Regions from separate parts of the Homo sapiens genome. Here region 1 is linked to region 2. Evidence: chromatin loops called from intact Hi-C (ENCODE). Cell type or tissue: dorsolateral prefrontal cortex. All regions are shown on one strand. Links, peaks and the distances in the headings refer to the core of each region. The heading gives the core; the rest is flanking DNA. Region 1 holds the start of LINC02925 (long intergenic non-protein coding RNA 2925). Region 2 has its middle 9.8 kb from the start of MIRLET7B.

The links. Hi-C counts contacts between places; a loop is a spot of excess contacts. Peaks named below come from ENCODE experiments on the same cell type or tissue, not always from the same donor. Only the 100,000 strongest peaks of a DNase experiment are listed, where the experiment ranks them.
Region 1: it touches region 2 in a loop (9-fold over the local background); 63 of 110 quality-filtered maps call a loop at or near these places.

What each region holds. Positions count from the first base shown.
Region 1 is chr22:46,538,722-46,550,225 of GRCh38, reverse strand. It overlaps LINC02925 (long intergenic non-protein coding RNA 2925), which reads right to left and starts at 8,731. Exons shown (of 2, transcript NR_186692.1): 1 at 7,292-8,731; 2 at 2,029-3,538. It overlaps LOC105373075 (a long non-coding RNA gene), which reads right to left and starts at 1,478. Exons shown (of 2, transcript XR_938316.2): 1 at 1,203-1,478. RefSeq lists enhancers at 2,367-2,886, 2,887-3,408, 263-3,588. In dorsolateral prefrontal cortex, for the core only: CTCF peaks have their summits at 7,529 and 7,734 (motif pointing right); a DNase peak (open chromatin) is centred at 7,755; H3K27me3 peaks cover 610 bases.
Region 2 is chr22:46,117,783-46,129,286 of GRCh38, reverse strand. No RefSeq gene overlaps it. Among named protein-coding and RNA genes, the nearest start is that of MIRLET7B, 9.8 kb to the right of the region's middle. In dorsolateral prefrontal cortex, for the core only: CTCF peaks have their summits at 6,468 and 6,673 (motif pointing left); a DNase peak (open chromatin) is centred at 6,666; H3K4me3 peaks cover 575 bases.

The sequences.
Region 1 (11,504 bases), core at 6,128-10,127, 420 kb before region 2:
TCACAAAAGGACACGATCATATTCACCTGACTGGGGTGCGGGAGCGGGGGCCTCTCGGAGCCCCTTCTCCACACGGGTTGGGGGGCTTCACCCGCCAGTATTGCCACAGTAAAGGGGCCAGGTGTCCACATTTACAGAGGCAGAAACAAAGAGATTCAACCCCCCTCATCACTGCAGGTGGGTGAGCAGTGACTCTCAAATGTTGGAACTGCTGACTATGAGAAAGACAAGAACTCTCGTTATCTCTGAGACTGGCAGCCTGGGGACAGTAGTCCCCTCCTCCACCAAAGAAGCTCCTGGGTGGGACTTTGGGGTAACCCACCTCTTGGCTGGCCAGAGTCATTGTGGGTGGGTTCTGGTGCCCTGTGTGTTATGCTGGGCAGACATCCTTTCAGGATGGAAAGCCGCCTCTTCACCTGTGTCCTCCGGCAACATCTCACCATGGGCCTCTGGTTCTATGCTCAACTGGTCTCCTCCCCGACCCCTGCTCTTCTCCAGCCACCCATGCTCTCAGATGCACAGCTGACCTTGTCCCTCTACAGCTGAAAATCCCCAGTGCCTGCAGTACAAAGGCCAGACCCCTTAACCCACCCCTGCCTACCTCTGGCCTCAACTCCCACCCTACTCTCCACCCCTACGATTTCACCCCTCAGTAATATTAAATTGCCTATAGTCACAAATTCTCCCCTGCCACACAGAGTCTGTTTGATTCCTCTAGGTCTTTGTATATGTTTTTCCCCTTGGCTGGAATTCAACATTCTTGTCTGCCTGGAGAACCTTCAAAACCCAGTTACCCTGGACAGCTTTCACAGACACCCCCCTTCACTGTCTCTCTAGAGTGACCTGTCCCTTGGTTTTGCTCCACAGTATTTGACCGAGTATGTGTGTATGTCTGTCTCCCCAGCACAGCAGACGGGACTTACCAAGGGCGGGCCACATATCTGAAAAATTAGGGGCAGAGTCCAGCACAGGGCTGGGCACAGGCAGGCCCCCAACAATGGTGCATGGCCCAGATGAAATGAAGCAGCTTTGCCCCAGTCTTGGCCTCAGGAAGCATCTCTGAAGTGTGGTGAGGATTTGGGGGTCACAGTGGGTACCCCCCAAAGGCCAGCCTTGGGAATGCTCCTGGCTTCCACTCAAACAAAGCCCCCCTTCTCCTCCCAGAACACCCTGGCCAGGAGTGACACTGATGGATCACTCACCCTCCTGCCGACTGCACAGCCCCGTCCTGGACTCTGGCAGACCACGAGCACTGGCTTCCCAGCAGAACCTGGCTTGACCCCAACAAGGCAGACATTGTGACGTTCACCCATGTAGAGATGTAGAGAGAGCCATCTCAGACCGCTGACCTCCGCAACCAGCAGATAATCAGCATCTTGTTTAAGACTAAGTTAACTTTAAGACTAAGTTTGGGCCGGGCGTGGTGGCTCACGCCTGTAATCCCAGCACTTTGGGAGGCTGAGGCGGGCGGATCACAAGTTCAGGAGATCGAGACCATCCTGGTTAACACGGTAAAACCCTGTCTCTACTAAGAAAAAAAAAATTAGCCGGGCGTGGTGGTGGGCACCTGTAGTCCCAGCTACTCGGGAGGCTGAGGCAGGAGAATGGCATGAACCCAGGAGGTGGAGCTTGCAGTGAGCTGAGATCGCGCCACTGCACTCCAGCTGGCGACACAGCGAGACTCTGTCTCAAAACAAAACAAAACAAAACAAAACACTAAGTTTGTGTGGCTGGGTGCAGTGGCTCATACCTGTAATCCTAGTACTTTGGGAGGCCAAGGCGGGTGGATCACCTGAGGTCAGGAGTTCGAGACCAGCCTGGCCAACATGGTGAAACCTTGTCTCTACTAAAAATACAAAAATTAGCCGGGCATGGTGGTGCATGCCTGTAATCCCAGCTACTCAGGAGGCTGAGGCAGGAGAATTGCTTGAACCCGGGAGATGAAGGTTGCAGTGAGCTGAGATCATGTTACTGCACTCCAGCCTGGGTGAGAGAGTAAGACTCTGTCTCAAAAAAAAAAAAAAAGACTCAGTTTGTAGGATTTTATTACATCAACCAGAGGAGAAGACTGAGGTCCAGAGAGGAAAACAGACTCACCCAAGCTCCCCACCAGGCCTCCTGACTCATTGCCCAGTGCTTCCTGCTTGTCCTGCCTGACCTCCTCACATGACAGGGACAGAGGCCCCAGCTCACACGTCCACTGCTGATTCCGCAGAGGCAAAAGTTCAGAAAAACCAAGCCAAGTCCATTTCTCTGGGTGTGCAGGCGAGCAAATTTTGTGGACAGAGAAGCCTGTGTGCCCTGAATCATGCAAAGGAACCAATTAACCAATTTTAGCAGAAGTTGGAACTTGCAGGAACCGAGCGCTCTGCCAATAGCTCCTCCTTGTCCCCTGTGTCCCCCTGAAGCAGGTGGCGGTGTGCCACGATGTCACCTTGGATTTAGAGTTTCTTAGCTTCGTGAGAGCCCAGAACACATACCGCCTGCATCCCCGAGGCCAGCTGGGTGGCTCTGGCCTATTTATAGTGTCCTCATCCATCTTCTTTTCTTTTGATCAGGGCAGGACCCAATCTCGGAGGAGCTGCAAATCTCGGCATGCTCGACAAATTCCAGCAGGGCATGAATCATGGGCTCCTGCCTCGTGAGGGCCCTCCTCTGCCAGTGGGGCTGGTGGAGCTCTGGGGCTCGCCTGCTGCCCAGCTTGGAGGCAGAGCCGGGCCTGACGGAGTCCTCCCTGCACATTCCAGAGGAGCTCAAGCCAGCTTTCCCCCCGGGATCTCACCTGACACTGCAAGGCAGAGTGCCCCACGAAGAGAGGGTTTCCTTCGCTTGCCTTTTTGCCCTGGCAAGACTGGCAACCAGGAGTCCGTGAGCACCGGTGCCTCCTCAGGGGTGGCACCTCTTTCTGGGAAGCCACACGGGTCTCAGACAGCTGTGCCCTTCCTGCTGCCCTCCAGCTGCCAGAAGGCCATAGTTCCCATGTGCCCTGGAATGTGGGACTCTCTTTGAGACGTCCACTTGGGGACCTGTCCTCAGGCCCTGGGGTCAGCACACAGGTGGGCAGTTTCTTTGGGCTCAGGGTCAGGCTCCTACTGGTGGGTGAAGGCAGCCCTTTGTCTCATGTCTTGCCCCAGCGTTCCTGAGTAGCAGGCTCCCTCCCCCATCCTCTTGGCAGCTGTCCCTCCCTGCTCCCTCCCGGTGACCACAGCCAAGCCAAGAGGCCTGTGCTCTGTTCCCCACACGTCCATGTAGAGTGGCTGGACACCGGTGTTGATTGCTGTGGAGGTGGCTGGAGGGAGTGGACATTCCATTGTAATGATGGCAAAAATAGCCATGATCTTTCAGCCACTGCTGAAACTGCTGGAGTCAGGCCCTTCCCAGGTATGATTTGCCCTCCCTGATGGTGCATTTGTCTCCCAGATGTGCAGATGTGGAAGCCGATGTCCTGGGGATCAGGGGAACCTCATGAGGGAGGAGGCAGGGGGCCAGGACTGGCTCCTGAGCTCTGCAACCCCAGTGTTGCCGTCTGTCTTTTAATCTTTAAAAAGAAGATACAATGATATAATTAGGATGCGGCAATCTCAGCACTGGGAGGCCAAGGCGGGGCGGATCACTTGAGGTCAGGAGTTTGCGACCAGCCTGGCCAACATGGTGAAATCCCATCTCTACTAAAAATGCAAAAAAATTAGCCGGGAGTGATCTCAGCTACTCAGGAGGCTGAGGCAGGAGGATCGCTTGAACCGGGGAGGCGGAGGTTGCAGTGAGCCGAGATCGCACCACTGCACTCCAGCCTGGGCAACAGGGCAAGATTGTGTCTCAAAAAAAACAACAAAAACAAAACCAATAATAATAATTAGAATGCTGACACTGTCTCTAGCTTTTCTGGGTCTCTCCCATTCCTGTAGAATCGTTCTTGCCCACAATCACCTGCCCATCTCTCTTGCACCCCAGAAAAGTTTTGCAAGTTCAGGAAGAGAAAAAAATAATCTGACATGTACTGTCTGTATTCTCCCATGACAATAATCTCTCTGTGGGGGGAGGGGTGTCCATGTCTACCACGGTATTGAATGAATATTGAATGAATGGCTGAATGTGCATGAAGGAAAGGAGACAGTGGGTGGTTCAAGTGTGGTTGTTCTTGCTTCCCCATTCCAATCAGGACATAAGCGGGGGGCCAGGGAGGACAAGGCCAGGCTGGCAGAGTGTCATCAACTCACGGCTGCTGCGGTGGGTGGCCCTCCTGTCCAGCAACAGCATCAGGGGGTGGGTGAGCGTGTTAGGAGGGGACAGAAAAGTAGGGGCCACTGGCTTCCCCCACCCCCAATCTGCCAATCCTACCTCAGAACAGTTTTTTTCTTTTTTTGAGACGGAGTCTCGCTCTGTCACCCAGGCTGGAGTGCAGTGGCTTGATCTCAGCTCACTGCAATCTCTGCCTCCCCGGTTCAAGCAATTCTCTTGCCTCAGGTTCCTGAGTAGCTGGGACTACACGTGCGCACCACCACGCCCAGCTAATTTTTGTGTTTTTAGTAGACATGGGGTTTCACCATGTTGGCCAGGTTGGTCTCGAACTCCTGACCTCAGGTGATCCACCTACCTTGGCCTCCCAAAGTGCTGGGATTACGGTCATGAGCCACCGTGCCTGGCCCTCAGGGCAACTTTAGTGCTCCTCCCTATACCCAGCAGGGGCAGAGGAAAGTCCCCAGGGAAAGTCCTCTTTGAGCCGTTGATGACAGCATGGTTAGTAGTAGTTACAATGCCAAAATATAAAAAGAATAATTTTAAAAAAGATTTTGTGTGCAATTTTGCAGAGGGAATGTCTTGCCCTTTTTTCTCCACTCAAAAGGAAGGGAGGGTATTCAAAAGAGTCCAAAAGTGGAAACAGCCCAAATCCCCACTGGCTGATGAGTAGATAAACAAACTGTAGTGTATCCACAGCGTGACACGTTACTCAGCCTTCAAAAGGAAGGAAGCACCAATTTATGCCCCAATGTGCAGGAACAGTGAAATGTGATGCTGAGAAAGCAGCCAGGCCCAAGAGGCCACACAGTGTGTGACTCCACTGACACAAACCACCCAGGACAGGCAAATCCATAGAGTCAGGAAGCCAGTTATCAGTTGCTGGGGGCTGGCAGGGGATTGATGATGACTTTGGGGCTTCTTTTTGGGGTGATCCAATGTTCTGGAATTAGATAGCGGTGATGACTACACAACTCTGTGACTATACTGAAAGCATTGAATTGTACACTTTAAAGTGGGTAATTTTTAAGATATGTGAAGTGTGTCTCCTTTTTTTTTTCTTTTTACATTTATTTTTTGGGCCGGGTGCAATGGCTCACACCTGTAATCCCAGCTCTTTGGGAGGTTGAGGTGGGCAGATCACGAAGTCAAGAGATTGAGACCATCCTGGCCAACATGGTGAAACCCCATCTCTACTAAAAATACAAAAATTAGCTGGGCGTGGTGGTGCACACCTGTAGTCCCAGCCACTCAGGAGGCTGAGGAGGAGATCAAGGAGAATCGCTTGAACCCGGGAGGTGGAGGTTGCAGTGAGCTGAGATTGCGCCATTGCACTCCAGCCTGGGGACAGAGTGAGAGTCCGTCTCAAAAAAAAAAAAATTTTTTTTTTTTAGAGATGGGGTTTCATTATGTTACCCAGGCTGGTCCTGAACTCCTGGGCTCAAGTGATCCACCCACCTTGGCCTCCCAAAGTGTTGGGATTGCCGGCATGTGCCACCGTACCTGGCCCTTGATCTCATTTTTTTTTTTTTGAGACGGAGTCTCACTCTGTCACCCAGGCTGGAGTGCAGTGGCACGATCTCGGCTCACTGCAAGCTCCGCCTCCCGGGTTCACGCCATTCTCCTGCCTCAGCCTTCCGAATAGCTGGGACTACAGACACCCGCCACTACGCCCGGCTAATTTTTTTGTGTTTTTAGTGGAGACAGGGTTTCGCCGTGTTAGCCAGGATGGTCTCCATCTCCTGACCTCATGATCCGCCCGCCTCGGCCTCCCAAAGTGCTGGGATTACAGGCGTGAGCCACCGCACCAAGGTTGCAGGGAAATGTAATAGTTTAACTTGAGAACTTAAATGTAGGTCACTCAGACTTCTCTTAGAGATAGAGATGGTGCAAGAAAATGCAGGTTTTGCCGGGCGCAGTGGCTCATGCCTGTAATCCCAGTACTTTGGGAGGCTGAGGTGGGTGGATCACCTGAGGTCAGGAGTTCGTGACCACCCTGACCAACATGGAGAAACATCATCTCTACTAAAAGTACAAAAAATTAGCCAGGTGTGGTGGCGCATGCCTGTAATCCCAGCTACATGGGAGGCTGAGGCAGGAGAATCGCTTGAACCTGGGAGTTGGAGGTTGCAGTGAGCCAAGATCGTGCCATTGCATTCCATCCTGGGTGACAAGAGTGAAACAAAAATAAATAAATAAATAAATAAATAAGGCCAGACATAGAGGCTTATGCCTGTAATGCCAGCACTCTGGGAGGCTGAGGAGGGAAGATAGCTTGAGGTTGGGAGTTTGAGACCAGTCTGGGCAATGTAGCAAGACCCTGTCACTACAAACATTAAAAAGAAAAAATTAGCCAAGCATAGTGGTATGTGCCTGTAGTCCCAGCTACTCAGGAGGCTGAGGCAGAAGGATCACTTGCGCCCAGGGGTTTGAGGCTGCAGTGAGCTGTGGTCATGCCACTGCCCTCCAGCTTGGGTGACAGAGTGAGACCCAGTTTCAGGGAAATAAAAAGGGAGGGAGGTATGTAAAGAAGAACAGTAATCAGTAATCAGTAAACAGTAATCAGGGCCGGGCGCAGGCTCACGCCTGTAATCCCAGCACTTTGGGAGGCTGAGGCGGGCGGATCACAAGGTCAGGAGATCAAGACCATCCTGGCTAACATGGTGAAACCCCGTCTCTGCCAAAAATACAAAAAAATTAGCCAGGCGTGGTGGCGGGTGCCTGTAGTCCCAGCTACTCAGGAGGCTGAGGCAGGAGAATGGTGTGAATCTGGGAGGCGGAGCTTGCAGTGAGCCGAGATTGTGCCACTGCACTCCAGCATGGGTGATAGAGCAAGACTCCATCTCAGAAAAAAAAAAAAAAAAAAAGAACAGTAATCAAGTGAGACAATATTCCCCCATATTGGCTCCATGATAACGTTTATGTGCATCAGGTGGGGGCCAGGAAACAAGATCGACCACGACAATGATAATAATAGTGATAGGAGCAAGGATATTCAGCAGCGTGAACTCAGCAGGTGTGGACCCTCTTCCGGGAACACGTGCATCTCCCTTACCTGAGCCTGGAGTCAGCAGCCCTCCCAGTCACTGCCCCCAAATGCAGCTCCCATGCCCTCCTGGGGCTTGTGTGCTCAGGTAGGCCCTTCATTCTCGTTCCCCGGGACTAGATGGGGGTGCAGCCTGTGGGGGGAGCCCCATCTCCACGCTGTGCACTCTGAGGCTCCGTTTGCTGTGTGTCTTGCAGAGCTGGGCATCCTCACCCTATAGAGAGTGAGGGGCTCAGGAGTCCCAGGAGCAGCGGGCAGTATGACTAGCAGCCCGTGTGGCCGGCCACTGCTCGGGGCCAGCAGCATCGTAAGTGTGTGTGCATGCACAGGGCTCACTCTCAGCATGGTAGCCACGGAGCCCGGGGCTCAGGCTGGTCTCTGCTCTGCTCAGGGACAGTGTGGTGGGCACCTGCACAGGCAGCCAGGCAGGCGCAGAGGGGTAGAGCCCATGCTTGGCCACTAGGGGCCAGTGCAGCCCTGAGATGGGCCCAGCAGGCACAGGCAGTGTGGGTGAGCATGGGGCGAGGGCATGGCCACAGGACCTTGTTGTTCCTGCCCACCCGGGCTCCCCAGGGAGATGCAAGAGCAGTTTTGGACACAAGACCTCAGCCCATTGCCCTGAGCCCACAGCATTTCCAGGCAGGCTGGAGATTTGTCTCTGGCTTTTGTGCGTGCCGGCTAAACTTCCTGGAGCTTTCCAGAACCTTCTTGGGGCTAAAGCCTCCCTGGAGCAGGTCGTTCAGGTGCTGGCATCTCAGGGAGCACCTGAGGGCGCCGAGCTCCCAGGAGGAGGCTTCACGAGGCGGCCTGGGTAGCCGTACGCGACAGCCCACGGGCAAGAAATCCCAGCTTTTATATTAGACAAGTTCTGGCAACTTCCAAGCAGGAAAACATGTTTTCTTTGTAGTCATAAAGTTATCCTGGCCTTCCAGGGAAGCGCTAGTACATAAGACGTGCTTGATTAGGATCTAAATTCTCTGTAGCCCCTTGCCTCTATTAACTCTATGTTGAGGCTTCATTTTTGTTCCGTGTTCTAACTTTCACAATTTTCCATGTGTCAAACCCCACCAACTGTAAGGCATCGAGAGGAGGCAGAGGGGTGCAATGGGCCTGCTCCCAAGATGTTTCCCCCTGAATTCCAAAAATAGGGCAAAGTGGACAAAGTGGAGCTTGGCCTGGGCTCACTCGGCTTTTGCCTATGAGTGATTTCTTGTGGCTCCTTGCTGTTTACCAACTGGCCCAGGAATTTACTGTGTAAGGAACAGATTCCAGAAGTCATGTAGCTTCTGGTTGCGGCCCCTGGCAAAACGCATTTTCAAGTGCTTTCTACAGCACGTACAACACTAGAAATCCATCGTGTCTGCCTTTTTTTTTTCTAAATTCTATTTTTGTTTTAAAAAATGCTCACTTCCCGTGAAACACCTCCGGGCAAGTGCAAAATACAAACATCAATTACAATCCATTGAGCCCCTGAGAAAGGCCGCAAGCAGCGATTCTAGGCACAGAAAACTGGTCAGTGGCTCTCAGGGTGACAGGTGCAAGAATGACCCAGGGTGCTGTTACTGAACTCCAAGCCCCCTCCCCGCCCTGAGAGTCATGAGTGGGCCACTGACCCCAGAGATGGTGGGCACATAGGGGCCGGGGAGGAGAGACCCTGCTCCAAGCCAATTCCAAAGGGGAAGGATATGAGCCGGGCAGTGACCTGTGGGAGCCGCAGACTCGGGCAGTGGACAAGCCCACCACATAGGTCACTGCCCTTTACAAAAAGCCCCACATATATCCCTTCTGCTCTCCAGGAATCAGCTCCACTTTCTGGAAACACATTGGGTGGACTGGATCAGTGTCCAAGTACAGACCCCTTGGGAAATCAGCTGAAAGCTGCAGCCCCTGCCTCTGCTCCAACACAGATGTGTGACCACATTCAATTCACATAATGAAGACAGAGAGGAGGCAGCCTTGAACTCATGCTAGGAAACAGCAACTGTGAAAATAGTAAATGCTATTACTGGCAGATCCATGCCTGAGCCAGACCCTGTGCCGACCGCTTCACACAGATTGTCTTGTTAATCCTTCAACAACGCTAGGAGTCTAGGACTATTGTGTCCAGTTAGAACAAGGAGTTAGGCCTTGGCGAAGGTCACACAACTAGTTAGTGGCAGAATTAAAGCTCAACCCCTCGAAGGTGCCAGTCATTCCAAACTCGTGATTTCTGATGCGGCCGGACCACCTGGCCGTCTCAGCACAAGCTGCGGCCTCCGTCTTGTTAGTCCCTCTCCCCTCCCCACTTACTTAAAATTGTGGATTCTAGGCCCGGCGCGGTGGCTCATGCCTGTAATCCCAGCACTTTGGGAGGCTGAGGTGGGTGGATCACCTGAGGTCAGGAGTTCCAGACCAGCCTGGTCAACATGGCGAAACCGTCTCTACTAAACATACACACATTAGTCAGGACTGGTGGTGTGTGCCTATAATCCCAGCTACTCTGGAGGCTGAGGCAGGAGAATTGCTTGAACCCAGGAGGTGGAGGTTGCATTGAGCTGAGATCGCGCCACTGTCCTCCAGCCTAGGTGAGAGAGCAAAACTCCGTCTCAAAAATAAATAAAGTAAAATAAAATAAAACTGTGGACTCTAAATAGGGTGTGGTGGCTCATACCTGTAATCCTAGCACTTTGAGAGGCTGAAGTGGGAGGATCTCTTGAGCCCAGAAGTTTGAGATCAACCTAGGCAACATAGCAAGACCCCATCTCTATTTAGCAATAAATAAAAATAGGCCAGGCACGGTGGCTCATGCCTGTAATCCCAGCACTTTGGGAGGCCGAGGTGGGCGGATCACGAGGTTGGGAGTTCGAGACCAGCCTGACCAACATGGAGAAACCCCGTCTCTACTGAAAATACAAAATTAGCCGGGCGTGAGGCGCACGCCTGTAATCCCAGCTACTAGGGAGGCTGAGGCAGAATTGCTTGAACCTGGAAGGCGGAGGTTGTGGTAAGCTGAGATCGTGCCATTGCACTCCAGCCTGGGCAACAACAGTGAAACTCTGTCTCAAAAAAACAAAACAAAACAAAACAAAACAAAACAAAAAAAAACAAAAACTGCCGACTCTAGATGCAGGCATAGGGAAAAGTACGCAAATCATGTGTTTGGAGTTCAAAGTGTGATCATGAAGCCGACACTCTGGTAACCCTCAGGTCCAGAAGGGGATGCCCCTCCTCCCCCAGAGCCCTCCTGAATGTGCCCATAATCACCTCCTTGTTTTTCTTCATCTTTCCCCTATTTGTGCACACCTCTAAACGTTATGGTGGAGTCGGGCTTGCTGTCGGTCTAAGCGTGAATGGAATGATCTTTTGTCTTTGCTGGACATCCTGTTAGTGAGATTCATCCATCCTCCCCTGTCCCTAGGTGTTGGGCAGTCCCTGTGGTTACCTCGCAGCCTGCAGGTGCCTTATTCCAGAAAAGCAGGCCCACACCTGAACCCACTGGCTGCAGCTGAGTTTTGTTTATTTAAACCCAACCCACTCTGCTTAAAGCCTTATTGCAAAACAGGCACTCCTGGGGTTCTCTGGTTTTTCCTCCTGCCTGGGTCCCCTTCAGGTCCGCCCAGTAGCCTTCCACTGGGAGGCTCCGGGCTCAGGGACCCGCCCTGCCTTCCGGCCCCAGAACTCCTGTCCTTTCATCCTTCCCGGAAAAATCCCAGTGGAAGGGTATATGGCGGGTGGGGAGGTCCTGGACCGCTCACATTAAGGAGACGGACTTTTCTCCTTCCTCCCCTCCCTCCACACACACATTTCCCAACAGGACTCTCCAGTGGAAACCTCGAATTAAAAGGTTCCAAAGCAACTCCACCTTTTAGATCAATATAACGTGTTCAAATCCTTGCTACTGGGAAGAAAATGCTCACATTGGGCTTCAGCACAAAGACACTGTTTCAGCAGCTTTGAGCGAAGTTGGCTGAGTATGCGTGTGACACACACACAGACACATCGCTCCGGGGGAGAAACCCTTCCGGTTCTCCACAGCCGCCCACGGTCCTCGTTGAGACTGGACTCATCTCAGCTCAGCTCAGAGATTTGGCTGCAGGATCCGACCCTCCCTTGCCAAAAAGACCCGTTCTAGGGGTGACTGCGCATTACTCCCACCCCCACCGCTCCGACCGGCCCCAGGAGAAGCCCTTCTAGGAGAGAAGAGGCGACCCCCACCTACCGTCCCCGACCACTGGGAGGCCTA
Region 2 (11,504 bases), core at 4,221-8,220:
TGGGCACTTCACTCCCTGTGCCTCAGTTTCCCCATCTCCTTCCCCTCTCCACTGACTATTCTGTTCACCAAAAGCCAGGTGGGCCCAGCACCACAACAAGCCCTGGCCTTGGCCCTGTCCACAGGGCTCCATCTGGTTCAACTGACTCCAGGAGAGGCCCATTGTGGGTGTGGAGACACAGGGCTGGGGTGCCAGGAGAAGGGGAGGGAGTGACTTAGGTGATCTGGGGCTAGGGAACCAAAGGAGGGGCACCCTGGGGCCTGTCCCCCATCAGCTGGAGTACTGAAGCTTTATCAAACCCCAGCCTCACTCTCCACTGTGTGGCTACTAACTCCGGCAGAGGCCCAGAGACAGTGGGGGTCTTGCCTGAGGACGCGCGGCCAAGCTGGGGTGGGCCTGCTGGTCTCTCGGCCTCAGGGCTCTGTTCACACCAGGTGACAAAGCCCACTCTGGCTGCAGGAGCTCACTGGGGAGGTTGAGCACCTGCCCTCTCGTGTGGCAGTTGGGCGCTGCCACATGGGGCTCCTGGGAGCTGGGCTAGGTGATCTGAGGCTGGGTCCTAACCCCAGCGTAGCAGGCAGTGCAGGAGCGACCAGTGGACAGACAGGAGGAGCGAGGCTTGCGCCTTCTGTGTCCTGAGACCCTGAATCTCGAGGTAGAGGCATTAGGGCCAAGCCTCCCTGCACATAGGTGGAGCCAGGACGGGAGCCCCCATCTCTCCTAGCCCACCTGCCCTGTTGCTGCCACTGGGGATGCCAGCAGGGACTAGGAGAGCAGCTGCCCATGGCTCGAAGCCTTCCAACTCGTGGGCAGTGGCCCACCTGGTCAGAGGGGCGAGATGGGTGTGGGCAGTCATGTGTGGTCACAGGGGGCCACGGCCAGGCCCTCTGCAGCTGAGGGCCCCACCTCCCACACTCTGCTTTGGGTCTGGCCCCATCCACCCCTGGGGTCCCAGCTGGGGGGCAGTCTGGCCCCAGCCTGTTCTCAAGATGCTGCCCAGGGACACCTGTGGCCCAGCCGCATGTGCTCAGGAGGAGGATGGGGCTGGGGGTCAGGGCTTGGGGGCTGGGGTGTGGCGAGGTGACTGCTAGCCTGGCCTCGGGGAGGTTGGGGCAGTGCTGCAGAGGAGCTCAGCTTTAACTGAGTGGGGAAAGTGGAAGAATGAGCCGGCGGTGGGGATGGGGTGGTGGGGGAGTGCTCCAGGCAGGCGGGTGGCAGGGCCAGGGCAGGGGAGGCATGAAATGATCTGGGGTGCCTGGCAATGCCAGTGGCTGGGTGTGGCCAGGGCCTGACGGGGACAGGCAGCTGGTGACACAGGTGGGGGACCCTCAGGGAAGCAGTGAGCAGAGCCGGCAGGGCTGAGTTTCATGAGGGCACAGAAGGGGGGCCCAGTTTTCTCCCTGCTAGCCCCAGCCTGTCGGGAGAGGCTGGAGCCCAGGAGATGGAGGCAGGGCTGTTGGGCGAGGGTTGGGTGGGTGACGGTCCTTCCAGAGACGGAAGAGCAGGGCCTGGTCAGGGAGAGGCTGAGGCATGCCTGGAGGTGTCGCTTACCACAGGAAGGGACTTCAGGAGGCTCCACCAGGGGCAGGGGCTGCCTAGGTCTCGAGGTCGTGGGTGTGGGGCCGGGTAGGGCACCCTTGCCCCCATACAGCCTGGGCAGCTGCCCCTGTGCAGGCATCCAGGCAGAAAGGGCTTTTAGTCTTGTACTAGGAGTCGGCCCCAGATTTGGGGCAAGGGGTTCCTAACTTAATCCACCCTAGCTGAGGGTGTCACTTTGGGCCACCTGGCACCCTCCTGGGCCTCAGTATCCGCATCTGTCCAATGGGTGCTGTCCAGCCAGTAGTGGGGGTCACATGGGCTGACCAGGGTGAGGTCAGGGGCAGGGGCGGCAGGAATGGACAGGAAGTATCATAGTGGTCCAAAGGGGGTTCCTGGAGGAGGGGTAGGGGCTGCGAGAGGAAGGGGAGCCGTGAGGGACAGTGGCCAGGGCTGTGCTGGGGAGCCAGGACAGGGGACAGACTGCAAGGCCAGAGCAGGGGCCGGGAGGAGTGGACACTGGTCCTGGTAGACCAGGACCTGCTTCTTCCTTCAGGTGGAGGGGCCACAACCTCTTCAGCCCATCCCCCGGCCCGTGCCAGCCCATGCAGAGGGTGGGCAGCAGGAGGATACACAGAGCTCCCGCCACCTTCAGGCCTCTGCGCCTGTTGCGTCCTCCACTTGGGAAGGGCCTCTCTTTTTCTCCTCCGGGAACTCCTACTCATCCTTCAAAGCCCAGATTGAGTGTTACCTCATTTGCCTGCCTCACTTAGTGACAGATGCTCACTTGGTGTCAGCTCTGCGTTGTGCATGGGCTGGGCACAGGTGCACAAAGGAAAGAGGTTCCGGCCAGACCCACAGCGTGGCTCTCTCTGGCAGCCACATGGCAGTCGTCATCTGTGTACTTGTGGGTCTCATTGTCTGTACAGGGCTCTTCTGAGACTCACTGGTGTGTCACTCAGTGTGGTGGCACTGAGATGCCAAGGTGGGGGTGGGGGAACCTCGGGGGAGGGGCCCCTGGGCAGGGAGGAGCAGCCTGTGCCGAGCTCCAGCCTTTCCGGGCAGGTCTCTGCAAAACACTCCTGACCTTTCTCCTGGGGCGGCGGCCCAGGGCACACGACGAGGTTCTGAACTCATGGGTCACAGACACGCCTCTTGTCTGTGGGGCTGGGCTGAGCCCCACATGTGACTTGGGCGCCTGCCTTGTGGAAGGCCTTGTGCCGTCACCCCTCCAACCCAGCCTTCCATGGAGAGGTTCAGAATGGATCTCAGGGTGTGGCTGGTGACAACACACCCTGAGATCACACAGGGAGTGACAGCAGAACCAGGGGCCGGGAGCATGGCTGCGGGGCAGCAGTGAGCACCGCGGCCAGGGGTGTGTGGGCTGGTGCCACCGAGCCTCTGTCCTACCTGCTGTGAGCCTCAAGACTGGAACATTCTCCTGGCCCCTTCTGGGCCAGGGCCAGCTGCAGCCTGCCCAGCCCTTCCAGTGCCCCCAAGAGAGGACACTGAGCCTGGTGGAAGATGCTGCTCCCCGGGACAGCAGGGCGTGGGCTGTGCAGCGCCGGGACGGGCACTTGGGGAAGGTGTCCGTCTGCATGGGACGTCTTGGCTCATCTGGGAAGGGAGCATTGAGAGCTGAGAGCAGGGCCGGGGTCCAGATCATCCCAGGGCGGGTGGGGCCTGGGCTGAATGAGCCAGCCGGCCCGGCTCACAGCCACCAGGCTTCCTCTGGGCTCCTGAGCGCTCAGTGCCTTGGTTCGGCTGTGTAGAATGGGGCAGGTGTTACCAAGGTCTGGTCCAGGGCTGCCAGAGGCTGGAGGCTCTTGCGGGCTGCCTGTGGAGCCATGGCGGTCAGAGGGTGGAAGACGCCACTCTCAGGCGATACTCTGAGACAGGTGGGAGGGCACATGGCCCGCCCAGGGGTCACTGCCAGGTCCACGCTGGCCTGGCCTTGCAGTGGGTGCTGTCCCCTTCCCAACACTCTGGCCAGTGGGGCCGTAGACCTGACCCTCAGCCCCCATGCAGAGCTGAGCCCTGGTGAGGCTGTGTTCAGACGAGCTTGTCCTTGGCTCTGGGGACAGAAGGTGAATCTCCAGCCCACCAAGCCACAGGTGCCATCTTGCTTCTCCACAGCTCTAGGTTGCTCCAAGGAGCCTGCTGCATGGTGCCCGTTCCACTGGACTCCACGGTGAGCCCCAGGAGCAGCTGCCGGCTCCACCCACTGGGTGTCCCCTGTCTCTCCCACTGCCCCTCCAGTGGGAACCCTCAGTCATTGGCTCAGGGCTGAGCATTTGACCCAAAGCCCCGCCAGCCAGAGGTTACCTGGCAACTTTTGTGGGGTTGTTTGGAAAGGGGGAGAGAGAGCTTTGCACTGGTGGGAGCTAGCGGGATGGAGGAACGGCAGGCTCTACTGCCTCATGGGGACCCTGCTGAGGCTGGGGCCCGTGTGGTAGAAGCCCTGAGGGGAAGCACCCTTCGATCCAGCCACGCCTGAAGCTGTACCAATTCCTGGATTTTTATGTTATATAAACAAATAAATCCTCTTCTGGGCCTGCGCTAATTTGGTTTGGGTTTCTATCCCCTGAAACTAATGCTTCCCCACAAATTCCGTGTCTGACTCTAGGAAGGACTTGCTTCTTCAGGGGTGGGTGCTCCCTGGTGCCCACAGAGTCTGTTGCCCTCCCATCCCATCAGTATACCACATAGCAACACTCACAGGCTCCATGACAAACACACAGTCACAGAGTGTGGATTTGGGGCTTCTCACTGCTTTTCCTACTCTGGCAAACTCCTACTCATCCTGCAAAACCCAACTCAGGACTTCCGTGCCCCAGGAAGTTCTCCATGAGCTCATCCCCCTTGCCTTCCCCTCACCCCACACTGTCTGGGTCCTCCCTCCTATCCCATGCTCCCAAGGCCCTGGGCATTCCTCCCTTGACTGAACTGTTCCTGGCCCATGCCATGTGTTGAAGGAGATAAGAGTTTTGAGGGCTGCACCACCACGCTGATCGCTTGAGGCAATGGTCATTCTGTCACGGCCAGTCTGCAGTCAAGGCTGCACCGGGCCACGAGCCCCTCCGCCTCCAGCTATCCACAAGTGCCCATGATGCCAGGACTTGGGGATGTCTGGGTACAAGTACAGGGGCACAGAGGACAGCCAGTGGCCAGGAAGCCTCTGGGGCTGGTGGAGGTGAGGCTGGGTGTGCCTGTTTGTGCAAGTGTGTCGGGGCCTCGGGCGCTCCTGACGGGCATCTTCTAGGCTGTGGGACCTTGGGAAGGTTTCTCTGCCTCCCTTCACCTCAGTTTCCTCATCATTAAGTTGGGGAGGTCAGATGTCACAGTCTGTGAGGCAGCCCTGCATAACACCAGGCCTGGTGTTGGTGTGAGCAGAAGCTGGCAGGTGGGATGGGGTGACAGGATGGAAGGCCCAGGGCAGTGGCGAGCCAAGGACGGGGCCAGCAGGAGGTTGTCTGAGGCGAGGACCTCCCGGGAGCAGCGGCCAGATGCCCTGTCCTCCAGGGTGGCAGGGGAAGGCTGCAGGGAGAGGGTTGTCCCTGAGAGGGAGCCCCTCAGCGCTAGGGGAGATCAAGCTGAGGCTGTGAGCCAGGTTGGGGAGGGCTCCTGCCATCCAGTCCCTCTGGCTCCAGCAGTTTGGTGTCTCTGGCCAGTAGACCCTGTCCGGGACTGGGCCCTGCGCTGGGCAGGACAGCAGTGGCCTTGGCCTTGACCTTGACCACTTCAGGACCACCTCCCCCAGGCCCAGTGAGACGGCCCCGCCCATCACCTCCAGACAAGGCTGCCCTGGCTGGGATTCGGCCCAGGACATCAGGGTCAGAACAGAGCAGCAGAGCCCACTAGGCCCGGCCGCAACTCCCAGCCCACTCCCCTGCCTGCCATCAGGCTCCCGCTGTGCCAGCCAGCAGCCACCCTGCCCACTGCTGATGGGGCAATCTCACCCTTGGGCCACCTGCCCCTCACTGAGGCATGGGTCGGTCCAGCTGGGAGAGCTGGTGGTTCCCCTGCCCTTGGGAACCCAGCTCCCACCAGCTGCCAGGGCCTCCTGCCCACCCTCCCACAGCCGTTCCCACACCCCGGCCCTCCCTGCTGCTGTCTGCCCCTGATCTCCCCGAGACTCTCTTGAGGATGTCTCCCCGAGGTTGGAGACTTGCCCAGGGTCACCCAGCCGTCACCATGCTGGGCGCAACAGGCAACAGTGTTTACTGCCTCGCACTCCTATGGCTGGCCCAAGGGAAGGGGGGAGCAGGGAAGGCCCCTGTCTCTGGGGGACACCACGGTGTGACCTGGACTCATGTCTCTGGGTCTCGTGTCCTCATCTAGAGCACAAGGATGGGAGATTGGACCTCGGTCTCTCCTGGGATGAGATGGGATCATGTGAGTCACCTAGAGATGCCTCCTGCCACCCGGCAAGTGCCAGACCACGGGGCTTCCTCTTTGTTCCTGTCTCTTGCCATTTCATCTGCTAGGTGTGACCTCGGGCCACACGACCTTCTGCAGCCGGGCATGGGGCAGCACCCTCCGCTCTGCAGGCGGCCCTGGTGGGGATACCCTGTGTGCAGGGGCTGGCACCACCGTTGGGGCAGTGGGAGCAGAGGGCGGTGCTGACAGGAGGGGGATGTGCTGGGCCTCCTGGCCTGGCCTGTGGCCAGCCTCACCCACCCACAGAAGGGGTGGGATTATTACCTGTTTTACATATGGGGAAACTGAGGCTGGGAGAGGCAGAGGATAGCAGAGCCCAGGGCTAAGTGGAAGCGAGAACAGAGGGAGGTGGGGTGAGACCCCAGCCTGGCAGAACTCCTGCAACCCCACTGGAGGGGTGAGGGGCTGGCCTCCTACACACCCCTCCACCCACAGCCCCCAGCCGTACCCAGCTCTGTGCCCGCCCGGGGGGGATATGGCTGTCCGAGCCGGAGATGCCCCCCTGCGATGGTGGCCAGGCCGGTGCTGGAAACACTGCGCACCCACCCCACCACCTCTGTGCTCTTGACCCGAGGGCCGCTCAGCCTCGGGCCGGTGTGGGGACGGCCAGGCCTCCCGGACACTGATTCTTCAGCGGGGCGGTGTCCACGCGGCCGCCCCTTCCCAGCCCCACGTGCTTCATTGGGCACCAGGCGCCACCTGGTGGTCAAGCCAGAAGCCGCCGCTACCAGAACCGTGTGGAAAGCATCCCCAGACCCTCAATGTCCTCCTGTAAGCTTGGGGAAACTGAGGCCAGGGAGGGGTAGGAGCTCCCCAGGTCCCTCAGATAGGCAGGGCCTGGAGTAGGGGCAGAGGTCAGGGCTCCTGACGCCTGTCCAGCGCCTGCAGCTGGGCTTAAGTGACTTAGGAGATGTGGGGGCCTGGCCATGCAAGGACGGAGGACTGAGCCCAGCGCCTGAGGTTCGGTGCACCTGCCCTGGCCACGCCAAGGCCTGGGAGCCATGAGCACTGGCAAGTCCCGCCTGCTTCCCCAGCATGGGTCCCAGGGCCCATGTTCGGCAGCATCTTTGTAGGAGACAGTGGCCTCACTCTTGATAGCAAGGAAATGAGACCAGGTCTGGGGTTCACACCTAGGAGCCAGGCCCTGCCCAGGCCCAAGGCCCAGCTCGCTGGGGAAAGGGGGACCCCACAATGGCCCAGAGCTTTGCCTAGAGCGGCAGCACCAACGACCACGTGTCAGCGCCTGTCCTCGGAGCTCCCAGCCCTGAGCCAGCCTCATGGAGCAGCTCAGAGCACTGCCCAGCTCTAAGTCCTGTCCCAGGCCTGGCTGCTGTTCCCTCTGCTGCTCCTGAGCCCGCTGAGTCCCATGGGGGTAGATTGTGAGGTGTGCTCTCTGACTCTGAGGGCCCCAGGCGAGACAGTAAGAAAGCCAGGCCTCTCTTTGGAAGCCCCTAGGGCAGGGTGGGCAGGGAGGGTGGGGGTACTGGCAGCTACTGAGTCTGGTGTCGCAGGGTGGGTCTAGGTGGCTCCCCTGGCAGCAAAGGCCTGGCCTCCAGCCCTCAAGGTCAGTCCCTGGGGCACCTCACAAATGACAGGTCCTAAACCTCGCCTGCTCAGACCTCTCCCCAGCCTGGCTCCTCTGTCCCAGTGGCCATCCACCCACCCACCTAGAGAGACCTGGGCCTCCCTGCCACCCCTGCCTCTGCCCCAGCTGGTCCCCAGGTCCCAGCAATGTCACCCTTCAATAGCTTCTCAAACCTGACACCTCCAACACTCCCTGGTCATTACTGTCATCTGAGCACATCCTTTGGCCTGAGCCCTGGCAGCCACCCTCTCAGAGCTCTATACCCCCACAAACACCTCTCCCTTCATGGTGGCCAATGCAGGGTTGCCAGGCCGGGCTGCACCCCTGTGTTGGCTCCTGCACTGTGGGACAGCCACTGGTCTGACGTAAAAAGCCAGAGCTGGTACAGTCAGGCTAGCCTGGGAAACTGTGGGTAAACCAAGTCACACGGACCTGTTTCCTCCCTGCAGGCCTTGTCAGAGCCTTCAATAGGCTCACCACAGCGTGACTCCAAGAGGGCATCGTGAGCAGCAACTGTGGATCATCTGTCCAGGAAACGTGCCATCCAAGAGCATTTCCCAGGCCCTTGAGAGAGACAGCCAGCCAGCTACCTCCTCAGCCTGGGTCCCCAGGGTCCCCTGGGGGCTTCCCCCCACTGCTGGCCTGCCCTGCAGCCCCCTCTGCCACTTTCCCCATGGTGCTAGGCTCCACCCTATTCAACTTGACTGAGTCCTCACTCTAACCTGTTTGTTCATTCAGTGGGCATTTTTTTTTTGAGATGGCATCTCTCTCTGTTGCCAGGCTGGATGGAGTGCAGTGGCATGATCTCACCTCACTGCAACCTCCACATCCCGGGCTCATGTGATTCTCTTGCCTCAGCCTCCTGAGTAGCTGGGATTATAGGCGCCCGCCACCAAGCCCGGTTAATTTTTGTATTTTTAGTAGAGACGGGGTTTCACTATGTTGGCCAGGCTGGTCTTGAACTCCTGACCTCAGGTGATCCGCCCGCCTTGACCTCCCAAAGTGCTGGGATTACAGGTGTGAGCCACTGTGCCTGGCCTCAGTGGGCACTGATTGACCATCTATTGTGTGCTGGGTGCTGGACTAGGTGCTGAGAAGACACGCTTGCTGGAGCTCACAGCCTAGTGAACGGGGCACATGGGGCAGGGCTCACACAGGCAGACACAGAATGTACCAGGGAGGGCGGAGGAAGGGGAAGCGGCCTTGGCAGGCGAGACCTGACACATGACCGGCCCTGGGTGTCCACCTGCGGGCATCTGCATCAGCTCTGGGACTGTGAGGGTCAGGACAAATCAAAACCCCCTTCATAATCACGTCTGAGCACAGACCACAGCATGAACACCATCCAAGCCACAGAATGTCCAGCCTCTCCTGGCCCAGGCAGCAGGGGGACTGCAGCCACGTCAGCAATCGCAGCTCCAGCCTCGCTCTGGGCTCCCTGCCCTGGAGACAGGGCTTGTGAAGATCGCTGATCGGAGGACGATCCTGCGTCCTGAGAGCATCCAACCCAGAGCCCCGCCTCCTCAGACTCCTCCCCATCCCGCAGCACAGCCCCAAACACCCCATCACAGACACCCCCGGATCCCCAGATCCCACAGCGTGCATTCTCCCTCGTGGCAAAGGACACTGGGCCGCCTGCGTTGCCACAGGAACTCACTCCTCCGTGGGCTGAGGGCATTGGCAGCTGATGGAGAAGATCAAAGTGGGTGAGGGGAGCGGCTGGTCTCCTCCCTCACTGCCACCCACTGCCCCCTGCCTCCGCCTGCTGATGGCCTGGGGTCAGGCGCAGCCCTGTGTGTCTAGGGGAGGAGGCCAGACTGCGGGGTGCTGAGCAGGCTGGGTCTTGTCTCATCTCAGGACGTTGGTCTGCTTGGCCTGCCCTGGCTGGCATTTGCAGGGCACTTGCCTGCTGCCCCCTGGACCTCGTGGTACCCATGAGAGCCAGGTCTCCTTGTCTTCAGCCTGGATAAGGACACAGAGAGGGTAAGGGCCTCGCCCTGGGCCATGGGATTGGTTCACGGCTGGCTGCCACCTTTCTGCTGGGTGGTTTCTGCAGCCTGTGTTCCTTCTGCCACCCCGAGGCCCCTCTGTCATGTATTAGGGCTGCAGGGGGCAATCACTCGAGGGCTGGGCTTCCTGCTGTTAGCTGGCCTCTCCGGTGCCCGCACTCAGCCTGCCCCTGGCTGGGCACTGGAGGGTGCCTCCCCCCGGAGGTGACCCCAGGCCATATGAGCTCTACTGCTGGGCCTGCGGGGTGCTACCCAAAGCCTCAACTCCTCTGGCCTGGCAGGGGCGGTGGACAACCTGGCTGGGCCCTTCCTGGACTCCTGGGCTCACCATGACCTCTGTGGACACAGCTTGGCCTTCTTCACTCGGGGACCAGCCATCCCTCCCCACCCGGCACCCCGAATGCTCTGACAGGCTCTGTTAACTCCTTCCTTGACCCTGGAATGCACCTCCCGTGAGTCTGCCCAGGTGAACCCCTCCCACACTCACCCCAGGCCTAGCACCAGCCACAACTCTTCCCCTGCCCTCCCCTGCTGCCTCCCCTCCCCCTTTCTTCCTTCCTCTGGAGGCCACCCCTCCCCTGCTGCCTCCCTGGGTTTCCCCCTTCTCTTCCCTTGCTGTCCCCCAGCATCTGCCTTCAAATCCTTCCCCACCACACCCAGACCCCCCAGGCCAGCTGCTCCATAGGATATGACAACTGTATTACTTATTTATTTATTTGTTGAGACAGGGTCTCACTCTTGTCACCCAGGCTGGAGTGCAGTGGCACGATCTGGGCTCACTGCAGTCTTGACCTCCCAAGGCTCAGGTGATCCTCCCACTTCAGCCTCTCGAGTAGCTGGGACCACAGGCGTGAGCCACCAAACTCAGTTAATTTTTGTATTTTTTTGTAGAGATGGGATTTTGCCATGTTGTCCAGGCTGGTCTTGAACTCCTGGGCTCAAGCGCTGTGCCTGCCTCAGCCTCCCAGAGTGCTGGGATTACAGGTGGGAGCCACAGCGCCTGCCTGGATATGGTATCTTTACTCGGGGCCAGGACTTGTGTGGGGCTGACCCAGGAAATGGGCAGAAGCCCTGGAGGCTGAGCGGGAGGAAGGAGGGTGGATGGGCTTGGCGAGAGAGGCTGTTGGGTCTGTGATGTAGAGGGAAGGGGAGAGGGGTAGAAGAGGGGAGAGAAGAGGGGAGGGACGGGGTGAGGCCTTCTTGAGGAAGGGCTGCTCTTCTCTGTTTTATTTCCGGGGACTGCAGGAGGGCCAGTATGTCTTGCTTGCCTGTCCAGGCAGTGCTGCCTGCCTGGGGCTTGGCTGGAGACAAAGCCTGGATGCCCAGGATTTGAGAGGGGTGAAAGTTGGCATCCGGGCCCACCAAGGACAGGCCCGCCATGTTTGAACCCAGGTCAAGTCTGAGGGGGGAGCGCATTCCTTCTGGGGAGGCCGGACAGCGGTGTGCAGGTGGCTGCTTTTCTCCTGCATGAGGACCTTCAGGGACAAGGCTGGAAGCGAGGTACCTGGCAGGGCCCTGGGCCTGGCCCAGTTCCTTGGCCCCAGGGAAGGGACCCCAGAACACAACCTGTTGTCCCCTATGCCACCATTACTCTCCCAACCCCAGGCAGCCTGGAAGGCAAGACAGCCACAGATCATGGGGTGGACAGAGCTGGCCGCCCATTCCAGCTGTACCCGGCCTGCTGTGTGGCCTTGGGAAAGTCACTCTACCTCTCTGAGCCTCTGTCTCCACATTCATGAAATGGGCTGAGGATGGCGGCCCTCTGGGGACTGTCAGGAAGCAGATCAGGCCCTGGATGTCACCAATGCAGCACCAGAGGGGCCGACACACCAGCATTTACAGCAACTGTCTGGGTCCTGCTCCCAGCCCTGGGGAAGCTGCTCCCAATCAGAGAAACCAAGCTACCCATATAGACTCACAGCAGCTCTCACACT